Linked DNA regions of Mus musculus: regions 2, 3, 4 and 5 are each linked to region 1. The links are chromatin contacts, found by Hi-C or POLR2A ChIA-PET in ENCODE. All regions are on one chromosome and are shown on one strand. Each heading gives the region's core, a stretch centred on a gene start or an enhancer-like site at or near the end of the contact. The rest is flanking DNA. Distances are from core to core; before and after follow the strand shown.

Region 1 (2,607 bases), core at 46-2,545:
GTAATTATATTTTGGAGTTAAGACCAAAACCACATTTGTGATATTAGCCTCCACAGTCATGAGTGGGAATGAGTGAAGCTTCTTATGGTTTCAAGTTTGTAGTCCCATGGTTGATCCCTTTTCCAGAAACTTTATTCTTGCTGCAGTTATCATAATGATAACTGACTATGAAATGTTTAAGTCCTTTGGTGGATACCACCTGCTAATTCTTTTGTTTGTGACAGACTATATTATATATGTAATATATGTAATGAGGTCAGCAGCTATCATGGAAATTAAAAAACAGATTTTCTTTCACATTCTGCTTGTTTTTAATAATGAAATTCAAATCATTTTAAAACTGGAAATATGCAGAAAACTGTTGTGATAAGTGTTGGCAAGGGGAAACAGCTGCATAACACAGGTCCTGAAACACGGCATATAACACAGCTGTAAACTTTGTACTCTAAACACGGAGTGAGTTGCTAAGTCAGGTTATATCTCACTGTTCTTCAGCTCCCAGTTGCTAAACTTCTGTTCCTTCTTGACCTAGGTATCTTTTTTCTGTACATGTGATAGTTGGTGTACATTTCTCTATCAAATCTGAAAAATATGTGCTTTCAGCTTTTGATCTACAATAGGGATGGCACAGACTCATCACGTCTCCAGAAAATGGCTAAATCACTAAAACAGGAAAACCGAAGGGGAATTACACACTGGTATCTCAAATATCATTAAAAAATCCAATCGATATTTTCTACAATAATCATTCCCCCGGTATGCACTGCTTTCCCATCTAGTGCCAATTCCTACAGCTTGGTGCAGATAGCCCTGGAAGCTTGTGTTGTTGCTTTCTCGAAAAACTCAAATTTCCCTATGTATTTCCGTGAAAACAAGTTATTTCATAGAGTCCTGAAATGATAAGAATGTGAGGAACCATGTCCTGAAACAAAAGTTTGCTAATGACCGCGAGAGAAGTAGTATTTTTAAGGAAAACCTTAAAGTTGTCCCAATTTTCGTCAAGTTTGAAAGAGAGTTGGGGCAATCAGAGAAGTTTCAGGGTGCCGATTTTGAACATAGGTGCACAAATTAAGGCAAGAATGTAGCCTACAGGCTCTCGGATCAGTTTCCCCCAAGTCCCTAATTATTTCGTGCCCATATTTTTTATATTTTTATACTTTTTTGAGGGGCAACAAACACAGCCACAAGGCAAAGCTGAAGATCCTTTCTCTGGCAACGCGGCGCACGGCGCACGGCGCAGGGAACCAATCACCACGCAGCTTCTCTCTATATAAACCCAGAGCCTGCAGCACTGGGAACAACCTTCTCTGACTGTTTGTGCTTACTTTTTGCTTTACTAGTAAAGCTTAGAACATGTCCGAGACCGCTCCCGCGGCGCCTGCTGCCCCTGCACCTGTGGAGAAGACACCTGTGAAGAAGAAGGCGAAGAAGACCGGCGCCGCTGCTGGGAAGCGCAAGGCGTCCGGACCCCCGGTGTCCGAGCTCATCACCAAGGCTGTGGCCGCCTCCAAGGAGCGCAGCGGCGTGTCCCTGGCTGCGCTCAAGAAGGCGCTGGCGGCCGCGGGGTACGATGTGGAGAAGAACAACAGCCGCATCAAGCTCGGGCTGAAGAGCCTGGTGAGCAAGGGTACCCTGGTGCAGACCAAGGGCACCGGCGCCTCCGGCTCCTTCAAACTCAACAAGAAGGCGGCTTCCGGTGAGGCTAAGCCCAAGGCTAAGAAGGCAGGCGCGGCCAAGGCCAAGAAGCCTGCGGGAGCAGCCAAGAAGCCTAAGAAGGCGACTGGTGCTGCCACACCCAAAAAGACGGCCAAGAAGACTCCGAAGAAGGCGAAGAAGCCTGCGGCGGCTGCCGGCGCCAAGAAAGTTTCCAAGAGTCCCAAGAAGGTGAAGGCTGCTAAGCCCAAGAAGGCAGCAAAGAGTCCAGCCAAGGCCAAGGCTCCCAAGGCTAAGGCTTCCAAGCCTAAAGCTTCTAAGCCGAAGGCCACCAAGGCAAAGAAGGCTGCCCCTCGCAAGAAGTAGAGTGGTGCGTCCTGCTTTGAAAATCTCAAACGGCTCTTTTCAGAGCCACCCACAACCTCATTCAAAAGAGCTGAGCCTTTTTCTGGTTTTCTCATGGTATGTCCGCTGACTCTGGCTATGTGTTCCGAAGCAGATCAATTCTGTGCACTTTGTTATGGGTACATTTAGGAGCATCTATAAACTCTAGTTGAGCGATAGATTGTATCATTTTCAGCTCTAGCTGGACTTCTGGCCGGCAGTTTTTTGCTTCTGTGTGTGCTCCACACACGTGTTCATATTCCAAGAGTTTGGCGGGAAGTCCTTTCTAATGTCGCCTAGGCGTGATAAGGCATTAGGGGGGTTCTCTAGGAAGCTACTCTCACAATAGTGGCTACAGGCTGGAGCCTCTGTTTTAAGTTTTCCAATCCGGCTACACAAGGTGGTTTTGAGAATTAACCAATCAAGCCGTACTTTCAGTCATGGGTGTTGCACCAATCAGAGATTGTGATATTAAGATTTACATTTACGTACTGGGACGCTGGCGTTTTTTCTCTGTCCCCGCCCCTTTGTTCACTTCAGAGCTCTGGAATTCCGTCCTAAGAATTTTTA
Region 2 (2,607 bases), core at 37-2,536, 1.8 Mb before region 1:
TTTCGCGTCCAGCCTTGACTATATATACTATGCGTATACCGTTTTTGCTTCTTACTGCGGTGGTTATCTACAGCTGAGTTATGTCTGGACGCGGCAAGCAGGGCGGCAAGGCTCGCGCCAAGGCCAAGACTCGCTCCTCCCGGGCCGGCCTGCAGTTCCCCGTGGGCCGCGTGCACCGGCTGCTCCGCAAGGGCAACTACTCGGAGCGCGTGGGCGCCGGCGCCCCGGTGTACCTGGCGGCCGTGCTGGAGTACCTGACGGCCGAGATCCTGGAGCTGGCGGGCAACGCGGCCCGCGACAACAAGAAGACGCGCATCATCCCGCGCCACCTGCAGCTGGCCATCCGCAACGACGAGGAGCTCAACAAGCTGCTGGGCCGCGTGACCATCGCGCAGGGCGGCGTCCTGCCCAACATCCAGGCCGTGCTGCTGCCCAAGAAGACCGAGAGCCACCACAAGGCCAAGGGGAAGTGAAACCAAACATTACGAATCACCAAAGGCTCTTTTCAGAGCCACTCACTTTCTCCAAAGAGACCTAAACACTACTGGGATAGTGCATTGTGGGAAATACGTGTATTACCTCTCCTAGTTTTCCCTGGCTTGTGGTTAGTTCAACCCCCTAACCTTAGCTAAGAGTATATTGGTTTTTGGAAGGCAGGCACCCAACCTCGGACCTAGTACATAAAACAGACACATCTTGAACTCCAGGCCAGCCTACTCTGCAGGACGAGTTCCAGGACAGACCGGACTGCACAAAGAATTGTCTTGAAATGTTCCTTTATCAGCACATATGCTGATAAACAACTAATCACTGTACAATCAATCCTCACTTGAATCCTGTTTATGTGCATGATTGACAAGTCCTGCCATTTGGCAAAGTCAAAATCAGCAAAGGATGTTAAAGCATTTGGTGGTATCACAGCTAAAAACATTTCCCCTAGACACCCTCCCCCCTACACACACACCTCGTTCGGCAAATTGAATTCCAGGGGGTCAATGTTCTTAGAGCCTCTTTTTAAAGTCACTACCTACCTTTTACACATCTTTTCATTTAATCTGAAGTAGGAAAAAGAAAGTAAGAAAAGTGCTTTTAATAAAAATTACATTGATTTAAACGAACCTGCGGCGGGATTTTCTTTTCAATGAGGAAATTGCACACTTGGTTAAACCATGTTCAGACTGCGAAAACAAAAGGACTCACCAGCCAATTAAGTTGATCTGGCAGCCATTTTGACCAATCAGAACTCGGCCGTCTGTATAAATTTTGGTGGTTGAAGCTTTCCCTCCATCACTTTGCTTTGGAAGCTCGGGTGTTACCATGGCTCGTACTAAGCAGACCGCTCGCAAGTCCACCGGCGGCAAGGCCCCGCGCAAGCAGCTGGCCACCAAGGCCGCCCGCAAGAGCGCCCCGGCCACCGGCGGCGTGAAGAAGCCTCACCGCTACCGTCCCGGCACCGTGGCGCTGCGCGAGATCCGGCGCTACCAGAAGTCGACCGAGCTGCTGATCCGCAAGCTGCCGTTCCAGCGCCTGGTGCGCGAGATCGCGCAGGACTTCAAGACCGACCTGCGCTTCCAGAGCTCGGCCGTCATGGCTCTGCAGGAGGCCTGTGAGGCCTACCTCGTGGGTCTGTTTGAGGACACCAACCTGTGCGCCATCCACGCCAAGCGTGTCACCATCATGCCCAAGGACATCCAGCTGGCCCGCCGCATCCGCGGGGAGAGGGCTTAAAGTTCGTCTTTCTGTGTTTTTCAAAGGCTCTTTTCAGAGCCACCCAAACCTACACAAAGGTGCTGTTGACTTATAGGCCAATTGGAGTTTTTTCTTGGAACGGTAGCCAGGTTCTAACAGTTTTTCTTAGCTGAGGGATGCTCTTTAGAGTGTCTTAAGTTGGTGAGTATTCTGCAAAATCCAATATACTTAAACTGAACATTACCTCTAATTTCCCCAAATGCACTTACTGTTCGGTTTCTTGAAGGATTTTTAATTATTTTGCCAGCAATATAAGGCCGGCGGAGTCAATTATAGGCACTTAAATTCATGGTTTCCTATGTCTTATACATGGAATTGCTGGAAGCATTTTAACTGCTCAGCTATCCAGTCCCAAGAGAACCTGAGTTAGTTTTGTATACCAGAAGTCCCCTGGTTAAATGGTTGGATGGGTGGAGAAACATGAAGAAAACCATAGGGAAGACGTATAGCCCAGAACAACCCAAAGTGCTACAACCAGCTTCTTGGCCTATGAGGGCTGCCTATAATTCTAACATTTCCTTTTCACCAAAGTGTTCAGCTTTTTATGGCCCAGTGACCTATGCACCATTCCTGTCACTTTGCAAGAGAAGGTCTACTCCCTAGCAATCATGTGTCTTCCTGTAACACCAACACAACAGAGGCCTAAATAGATACCAAAGACTAGTTAGCTAACTTATCCCTTGGCTCAGGTTTGGAATCGAAGACTTCAAAAGTGATGAGGCCTATGTGGACCTCTACCCACACTGCGCAACCTATATCACATTACTACACCCACGGCACAAAAAGGCAAAATAAGTTTTAGGTAGAATATCATAGTGCTTTCTATTGGAATTAGTCCCTGAAACAAAATAAAGCCCT
Region 3 (2,607 bases), core at 53-2,552, 1.8 Mb before region 1:
CTTTCTAGAGTTCCTTTTCTGCTAATTTCTTCTACTGACTCAGAATAAATAGAAATATACTGAATTGTATATCTTCGGCATTTCTTCGGCAAGTCTGTTGGCAGCAGAGGGTTTTTTTGTTTGTTTGTTTTTAACATTTTCTTTAACCTCAGCCTCCTTAAAAGTTTGTGCAACCACGGTAACCTTTATCTTGCATGTAAGTTATAAGGTGTTTACAAAAAAAAAAAATCTTCTGCAATGTAACAGAAAAGGTTGAAAGGGGGTATAAAGCTGAACAGATTCCCAAATTTTATAAAAACGACAGACGTCATCCTGTAAATGCTGAGGGAACTAAGTAGTCCCTAAGCTGTAACTTGCTCTTCCTCCTAGAATGCACTACAGGAAGATACAAGCAAACTTCGTGGCCTGAAACATTAAAACGTAGTAATAGCTACTAGTATTTATAGGTCAGTAAATTAAATTTCACACTGGCTTGTATAAATAGGTTGGATGCAACAATTCTAAAGGCATTAATAAAACTAGGGTTAGGTTCACATTATCTCAGTGTTGCACTCATTAGCCCAATAATGATCCAAAGTAGCACAACTCCTCCAAGTGTTTTTGTAGGTGGCTCTGAAAAGAGCCTTTGGTGGTTGGAAAGGGTTGCTTTCTATCAAGGGCCTCACTTCCCCTTGGCCTTGTGGTGGGTCTCGGTCTTCTTGGGCAGCAGCACGGCCTGGATGTTGGGCAGGACGCCGCCCTGCGCGATGGTCACGCGGCCCAGCAGCTTGTTGAGCTCCTCGTCGTTGCGGATGGCCAGCTGCAGGTGGCGCGGGATAATGCGCGTCTTCTTGTTGTCGCGGGCCGCGTTGCCCGCCAGCTCCAGGATCTCGGCCGTCAGGTACTCTAGCACGGCTGCCAGGTACACCGGGGCGCCGGCGCCCACGCGCTCCGAGTAGTTGCCTTTGCGGAGCAGCCGGTGCACGCGGCCCACGGGGAACTGCAGGCCGGCCCGGGAGGAGCGGGTCTTGGCCTTGGCGCGAGCCTTGCCACCCTGCTTGCCTCTTCCTGACATGGTAGAACCTAGAATATAAGCCTGCTCAGTAAGTGGTTTGAAGGCAAAGCTGACAGTATTTATAGTCAATGCAGGGCATGAAAAAGTAGGAATTTCATTGGTTACATAGAAGCATTGCACCTAGACCAATAACAGAGTTGCATTGAAAAGCCCTTGCTATGATTGGGTATTTGGTGGATGACGACTGCTAATTCGCGATAGCTATAGCCACAAGTTTGTTTAAAAGGCAGCCTGTGCAGACACACTTTACATTTCTTTTCTTTCTGTATCTTTAGGCTTTTGGTCAGTTCCTACCATGCCTGAACCCGCTAAGTCCGCTCCCGCCCCGAAGAAGGGGTCCAAGAAGGCCGTCACCAAGGCCCAGAAGAAGGACGGCAAGAAGCGCAAGCGCAGCCGCAAGGAGAGCTACTCGGTGTACGTGTACAAGGTGCTGAAGCAAGTGCACCCCGACACCGGCATCTCCTCCAAGGCCATGGGCATCATGAACTCGTTCGTGAACGACATCTTCGAGCGCATCGCGAGCGAGGCGTCCCGCCTGGCGCATTACAACAAGCGCTCGACCATCACATCCCGGGAGATCCAGACGGCCGTGCGCCTGCTGCTGCCCGGGGAGCTGGCCAAGCACGCCGTGTCGGAGGGCACCAAGGCTGTCACCAAGTACACCAGCTCCAAGTGAGTTCCTTTAACTCACACTCCTAACCCAAAGGCTCTTTTCAGAGCCACCCACACTTTCAACTAAAAAAGGCTGTTGCCCTGTATTCACTTTGGGGTTCCTCTAACTCACTCCTGAAACAAAGGCTCTTTTTAGAGCCACTCACTTTATTGGAAGGATGTGCACTTTGTGAGATAATTGCTTAGAAATCTAAAGACTTATGGAAGGTGTCAATTCCAGAGGTTCATGACTAGAAAGTTCCCTTCCACACTATAAACTTAACTGGTCTTAACCTATACATATAGCACCTATTCCTACCCTCTTGAATACAGTGTTGTAAGCCGTCTTTCTTTTTTCCCTCCTCTTTGCATTAATTTAACAGAAGTAAAACATACACTCATCTTGTCCTTATCAGTTAGTGGCTTCATTAGCCAATTACTGTGCTGCGCGGGCAATTTCAAATTTAAGCGCCAGAGATAGTGGCGTTTGTTTCTCCACCATTCTTGGGGTGCTTCCCTTATCCACTGTTTCTGATGCTTGGAACAAATTTAAAAGGAAAAGTCAGGCCTTTGCCTGCTGTTTCCTTATTCTCACCTTAATGGGATTTTCAGTTTAAATATTGCAATAGATTAGTTGAAACATTTTTAAATCTTTCTGGAATCTACACGAAATCGCTCCAGTTCTTTTGGTGGTACATTTTTATATGATTAGTGTATTCTAGTGACTCCCAGCTCATAAGCAACAGTTTTGAATTTTTTGTTTGTTTGTTTAGGGGACATGGCATTCTTTCAGACAAACTAGTAGAAATAGATACATGTTTCTTCATTTTTTTAAATGAATTAATCGAGATAAATTAACAATACATGTCATATACAGAAGAAAACAGCTGAAATAAATTTCA
Region 4 (2,607 bases), core at 79-2,578, 1.8 Mb before region 1:
CTATTAAGATGAAAAGTAAACTTTTAAAGTGTGTGTGTGTGGGGGGGGGGGGGGGTGCGTAGGACGGTATCCGCACTGGTTGCGTTTTAGACAAACTAAGGCGATGAATATCGCGTTATCTGTAAACGTCATAAAATGACTGTCCAATCAAGTTTAAAGTTAGTAATAAAACACCGTACCATTGGTTTAGGTGATACTTTAGCATACAGCCAATGAATTCGATCTTTTTCGCGCCCTGCGTTGGCTACTGTGTGGAAGCCTCACTTCACCCTAACAAAGTTAATGTTACCAGTGCTTCCATACTCACGCAGGCTCAACCAGCTAGCACATGGAGGTAGGGAAATGAATGTGTGCAGTTATGGCTCACGTACAAAGGTCACCAGGTGACCATAGTACCTAACAGCCATCGTAACGGAGTCTTACCTTGTAGATTGTGAGCACAGGAATCGTGGCAGATAAGGGTTCCAGTTAACTGTCCCAATCGAGACAGACCATGGAAAGCATAAGTGTGTACAGCTACATTCACAGAGCTCTCTAGGTGGCTCTGAAAAGAGCCTTTGGGGCTTTGTTGCTGTCGCAAGCAAACCTACTTCTTTTTGGAAACAGCCTTCTTGGCCTTGGCAGCCTTAGGCTTAGCGGTCTTAGGCTTGGTAACCTTAGGTTTGGATGCCTTAGACTTCACCGCCTTGGGCTTGGCCGGGCTCTTTGCTGCTTTTTTAGGCTTGGCAGCAGCCTTGGCCTTCTTAGGACTCTTGGCAACTTTCTTCACTCCAGCCGCCGCAGGCTTCTTCGCTTTCTTTGGAGTTTTCTTCACGGTCTTCTTTGCCCCCGCAGTCTTCTTAGGCTTTTTAGGGGTAGCACCTGCAGGCTTCTTGGCCTTGGCAGCCCCGGTCTTCTTAGCCTTGGGCTTGGCCTCGCCAGAAGCCGCCTTCTTGTTAAGCTTGAAGGAACCAGAGGCGCCGGTGCCCTTGGTCTGCACCAGGGTACCCTTGCTCACCAGACTCTTGAGCCCAAGCTTGATGCGGCTGTTGTTCTTCTCCACATCGTAGCCACCAGCAGCCAGTGCCTTCTTAAGGGCAGGCAGGGACACGCCGCCGCGCTCCTTAGAGGCAGAAACAGCCTTAGTGATGAGCTCGGACACCGGGGGGCCAGTGGCCTTGCGCTTCGCCGCGCCAGCTTTTTTCGTTGTCTTCTTCTTGGCGGGAGACTTCTCTACAGGAGCCGGAGCCGCGGTCTCAGCGGGAGCAGTCTCAGACATGGCGAGAACAAAAAGCTTGCTAGTTGCGAGAAAACTAAAAGAAATCTAACGCGAAGAGCAAATTTTGCGATGCTCCTTTGCTCAGGCTCCTGGTTTATATAAGCCGGTGCTGGGCTGTGATTGGTGGAGCGGCCAATCCACCGCCCTCTGCCCGCGGCGACTCAAGGTTACAATCCCAAATTGTGTTTGTTAGTCCCCAAATTTTTACTTACTGCCGAAAATAATAACACAGAAATTGGCAGTTTGGAGTTCCAAGGGAGAACAGCCTTCGGTTTCACGTACCTGTGTGTGCTTTTTTGAATCACGCGCAACTGACTAAAAATATTTTTAAAAATCCTTCCAGTGTTTACAAAAAAATCCACCAAGCAGAGCGCATCGTGAGAGTTACTTGCATATTTCTGTTAACTTTTACGAAGTATGCAAGGAACATTACTTAAGAGAATTTGTACAAAGATGCCGCCTTTAATTTGTGCAAGAGTAGAACTAATAGTTCTTTTGGTTTGTGCAAAAACGTTGTTTGTGTCTGTAGCAAATAACACAGGCTAGAGTGCCTGGTTGGCTCCAGACTAAAATTAACCACTTTAGATATTTCTCTTTAAAAATGGTTCAAGCTCCTAGTACTTCGCATGCATTGATATCTTTAATGGAGAACGCAATATTTCCAGTGTGATAGCGACTTCTTTGAAGTAAGGAGATTAGAAATCATTATATTTAGGAGCTGCTGGTGTAGCAGTTACCACTTGCTGCTCTTGGGGTTTGGGTTTAGTTCCCAGCACCCACAGGACAGTTTGCAACTGTCTATACCTCCTGTTCCAGGGGATCTCGGACCTTCTGCAAGACTGGCCCAGTACCAAGCATACAAGTGATGCACATACATACAGGTAGGCAAACCCTCATTCACAGAAAGGTTTAAAACATATACTTAAAAAGGAATTGCTAAATTCAGATGACAATGGCCTTATTTCTAAGTAAAAATAAATTAGATATGGTTCTGAGAAACGGGCTTTCACCATTTCCTAGGGATATTTGTAGACAGAAAATACATTAAAAAATATTTTACATTAGAAAAATTCTAAAACTTTCAAAAAATTTTCAGGGAGATCCCACTGCTCTCAAATGAGATGGCCAGTGAGATTTTGAAAGTATTTAGCAAACAGCACAGCCACACTCTTAAGTAAATAGCCAATAACAATATTGATATTTTTGCGTGTTTAGATGGCAAGCAGGCCAATATTCTAGAATACTATTGGGTGACCTATACTTATACAAATTCAAAGATTTGGAGAAGCTGGCACACATCTTTAATCCAGGAATTTGGGAGGCAGAGGCAGGTGGAACTCTGAGCTCAA
Region 5 (2,607 bases), core at 60-2,559, 1.5 Mb before region 1:
AACACATGGTTCAATATTTAAGTCACACAGGTCCAGAAATAATTCTAGCACAGGAAAACTAAACAAAATTATGTATTTAAGGTAACAAAAGATTATAAATGCTGGAGGAACTCCAGTTAGAAGTCTCAAAGAAACCAGATTTTACAGTGTATTTACCTGAGGTTTACAATGTTAAAACTACACGGGAGGTAGAGGATGGCTCTACAGGACACAAGGGAAAAGTGACTCTACTTGCTGAGATGCACACTATACAAACCCTCTCCTTTAAGAAACCTAAGGCCTAATCCTACTTAGTGACTTAATATTGAGTCTCTAGGGACAGCCCGCCCAAACCAGTGCCAAAGATGTGGTGGCCTAGTTTTCCTTGTGCACTGACTTTATGAATATAGACGCTGGCTCATTAACTATAGACGGCCACAAAATGTTTTCATTCTAATTCCATTCCATTCCATTCAGTGCAAAAACAAGTTACTAATGACAAACTGGAATTTAGCCTAACTTGCTAAAAAGGAAACCTACGGCGCTATGCCCGTGAGTCTGTTCAATTCCTTTCCAGAAAGCTAAGTGCTAAGCCCTTGTTAGGAAAGGTTAGGTGGCTCTGAAAAGAGCCTTTGTTGGCGATCAACAGTGCTTTGTATAAAGGGTTTTATTTCCCCTTGGCCTTGTGGTGGCTCTCGGTCTTCTTGGGCAGCAGCACGGCCTGGATGTTGGGCAGGACGCCGCCCTGCGCGATGGTCACGCGGCCCAGCAGCTTGTTGAGCTCCTCGTCGTTGCGGATGGCCAGCTGCAGGTGGCGCGGGATGATGCGCGTCTTCTTGTTGTCGCGGGCCGCGTTGCCCGCCAGCTCCAGGATCTCGGCCGTCAGGTACTCCAGCACGGCCGCCAGGTAGACCGGGGCGCCGGCGCCCACGCGCTCCGAGTAGTTGCCCTTGCGGAGCAGCCGGTGCACGCGGCCCACGGGGAACTGCAGGCCGGCCCGGGAGGAGCGGGTCTTGGCCTTGGCGCGAGCCTTGCCGCCCTGTTTGCCGCGTCCAGACATTGTAAAGATTAAACAGCCTTAGTGACAACTGTACGTTCCCAAAGAGCAAGAGCTTGGTCCTTATAGTTTTCTCTGGGCGCGAAAAGGAACGTTCGGGATTGGCTGCGTTCTTTTCATCTAGACCAATGGAAAGCGATTATAGCAACAAGTATTTTGATTGGGCCAAAGCCTATATGACGTCATCAAACCAATCACCCAATCATCATTTTGCTTTCCTAAGCTTTATTTGAATAAGGCCTCTTTAAAAGGGAAGAGCCGATCAGCTTCTGTGGTATAGCTCTACGTAGAGGTCCTGCTTCACTATGCCTGAGCCTGCGAAGTCCGCTCCCGCCCCGAAGAAGGGCTCCAAGAAGGCCGTCACCAAGGCCCAGAAGAAGGACGGCAAGAAGCGCAAGCGCAGCCGCAAGGAGAGCTACTCGGTGTACGTCTACAAGGTGCTGAAGCAAGTGCACCCCGACACCGGTATCTCCTCCAAGGCCATGGGCATCATGAACTCGTTCGTGAACGACATCTTCGAGCGCATCGCGAGCGAGGCGTCCCGCCTGGCGCATTACAACAAGCGCTCGACCATCACGTCCCGGGAGATCCAGACGGCCGTGCGCCTGCTGCTGCCCGGGGAGCTGGCCAAGCACGCGGTGTCGGAGGGCACCAAGGCCGTCACCAAGTACACCAGCTCCAAGTGAGCGCTCCAGGCTGACACCAAATCCAAAGGCTCTTTTCAGAGCCACGCACAATTTTTAAAGAGAGCTGCTGCATGTCTACTGCTAACTTATGTTTTTGGCGTTTGACCACAGCCAGGTTGGTATCTGAATACTGGTATACAGGGTAGTTACTTTGCATTACAGTAATTTTTTTTTTTGTCCTTTAATTTTAGTTGGTAGTTGTTACCCCTAGACCATTAAACATAGTACTCTATTCCTGAGAAGGATATGCCTGTACTATCCATAAACTGAACAGGAAGCTCAATGAATTTTCAGATGCTATTAGGATTTCATATAACTCAACTGAGTGTCTTTAGACTCCTAATTCAGTAAGCCATTAGTAACGACTATAGGAAGTGGATGGTAATTGCTGAAGAATGTAATGGATACTTGGATACCACATTTTTTCATCAGTTATACTTCAATTTGTCTCCCCGAGCCAAACCTACCCCTTTAAAGTGGAATAGATCCAGTCTCAGTAATGAACAGCTTCTCTTTTTGTCAATAAGCACATTTCTAAATAATCTAAATAACTGCTCAATGTTCTAGGTTAAGTCCAGCAGTGTAGTCTCAAATCTTGTAGCTCAGTGTCTGGGTATCACAAAAAGGAGAGCTAAAAGGAACTGTTGGCTCCAGGGAAGAGTTGTCAGATTTTTCCATTTAGTTGAAGATTAGTTGAAAAGATATGTCTCCATCTTGTGGCCATTTAGGATAACACAGTTTGGATTAGCTAGAGTCTAACTGCATATGTCAGAGTCTTCCCAGCAGACTCCAATGTCTCTTGTCCTTTACTTACTTGGTGATGGAATATATGTCATTTAGGGTTTTCAACTTCTATACTAAACTCTAGTCAGACTTCCAGGTTAG

Evidence for each region. Hi-C counts contacts between places; a loop is a spot of excess contacts on that map. ChIA-PET counts read pairs that join two places held with the same protein, here RNA polymerase II (POLR2A).
Region 2: POLR2A ChIA-PET joins it to region 1 with 32 read pairs in Patski. The contact joins the promoter of H3c10 here to the promoter of H1f3 in region 1. POLR2A ChIA-PET finds 5 or more read pairs at or near these places in 2 of 5 experiments (Patski and embryonic stem cell).
Region 3: a loop to region 1 is called in a map of v-Abl transformed pro-B cells, with 3 times the contacts of the local background. The contact joins the promoter of H2bc15 here to the promoter of H1f3 in region 1. A Hi-C loop is called at or near these places in 1 of 37 maps with a recorded cell type or tissue (v-Abl transformed pro-B cells). POLR2A ChIA-PET finds 5 or more read pairs at or near these places in 3 of 5 experiments (Patski and embryonic stem cell).
Region 4: POLR2A ChIA-PET joins it to region 1 with 11 read pairs in Patski. The contact joins the promoter of H1f5 here to the promoter of H1f3 in region 1. POLR2A ChIA-PET finds 5 or more read pairs at or near these places in 3 of 5 experiments (Patski and embryonic stem cell).
Region 5: a map of T-helper 17 cell shows a loop between it and region 1 (3-fold over the local background). The contact joins the promoter of H2bc11 here to the promoter of H1f3 in region 1. A Hi-C loop is called at or near these places in 1 of 37 maps with a recorded cell type or tissue (T-helper 17 cell). POLR2A ChIA-PET finds 5 or more read pairs at or near these places in 4 of 5 experiments (Patski and embryonic stem cell).

Annotation. Positions count from the first base shown.
Region 1 is chr13:23,553,737-23,556,343 of GRCm38, forward strand. H1f3 (H1.3 linker histone, cluster member) reads left to right here and starts at 1,296. Exons shown (of 1, transcript NM_145713.4): 1 at 1,296-2,071. The coding sequence starts at 1,354. The coding sequence ends at 2,019.
Region 2 is chr13:21,716,342-21,718,948 of GRCm38, forward strand. It overlaps H3c10 (H3 clustered histone 10), which reads left to right and starts at 1,287. Exons shown (of 1, transcript NM_178206.2): 1 at 1,287-1,774. The coding sequence starts at 1,318. The coding sequence ends at 1,728. H2ac13 (H2A clustered histone 13) reads left to right here and starts at 71. Exons shown (of 1, transcript NM_178182.2): 1 at 71-518. The coding sequence starts at 81. The coding sequence ends at 473.
Region 3 is chr13:21,752,774-21,755,380 of GRCm38, forward strand. H2bc15 (H2B clustered histone 15) reads left to right here and starts at 1,303. Exons shown (of 1, transcript NM_178201.3): 1 at 1,303-1,780. The coding sequence starts at 1,350. The coding sequence ends at 1,730. H2ac15 (H2A clustered histone 15) reads right to left here and starts at 1,139. Exons shown (of 1, transcript NM_178183.2): 1 at 604-1,139. The coding sequence starts at 1,054. The coding sequence ends at 662.
Region 4 is chr13:21,779,297-21,781,903 of GRCm38, forward strand. H1f5 (H1.5 linker histone, cluster member) reads right to left here and starts at 1,329. Exons shown (of 1, transcript NM_020034.2): 1 at 536-1,329. The coding sequence starts at 1,258. The coding sequence ends at 587.
Region 5 is chr13:22,041,889-22,044,495 of GRCm38, forward strand. It overlaps H2bc11 (H2B clustered histone 11), which reads left to right and starts at 1,310. Exons shown (of 1, transcript NM_178198.3): 1 at 1,310-1,770. The coding sequence starts at 1,342. The coding sequence ends at 1,722. H2ac11 (H2A clustered histone 11) reads right to left here and starts at 1,061. Exons shown (of 1, transcript NM_178186.3): 1 at 590-1,061. The coding sequence starts at 1,039. The coding sequence ends at 647.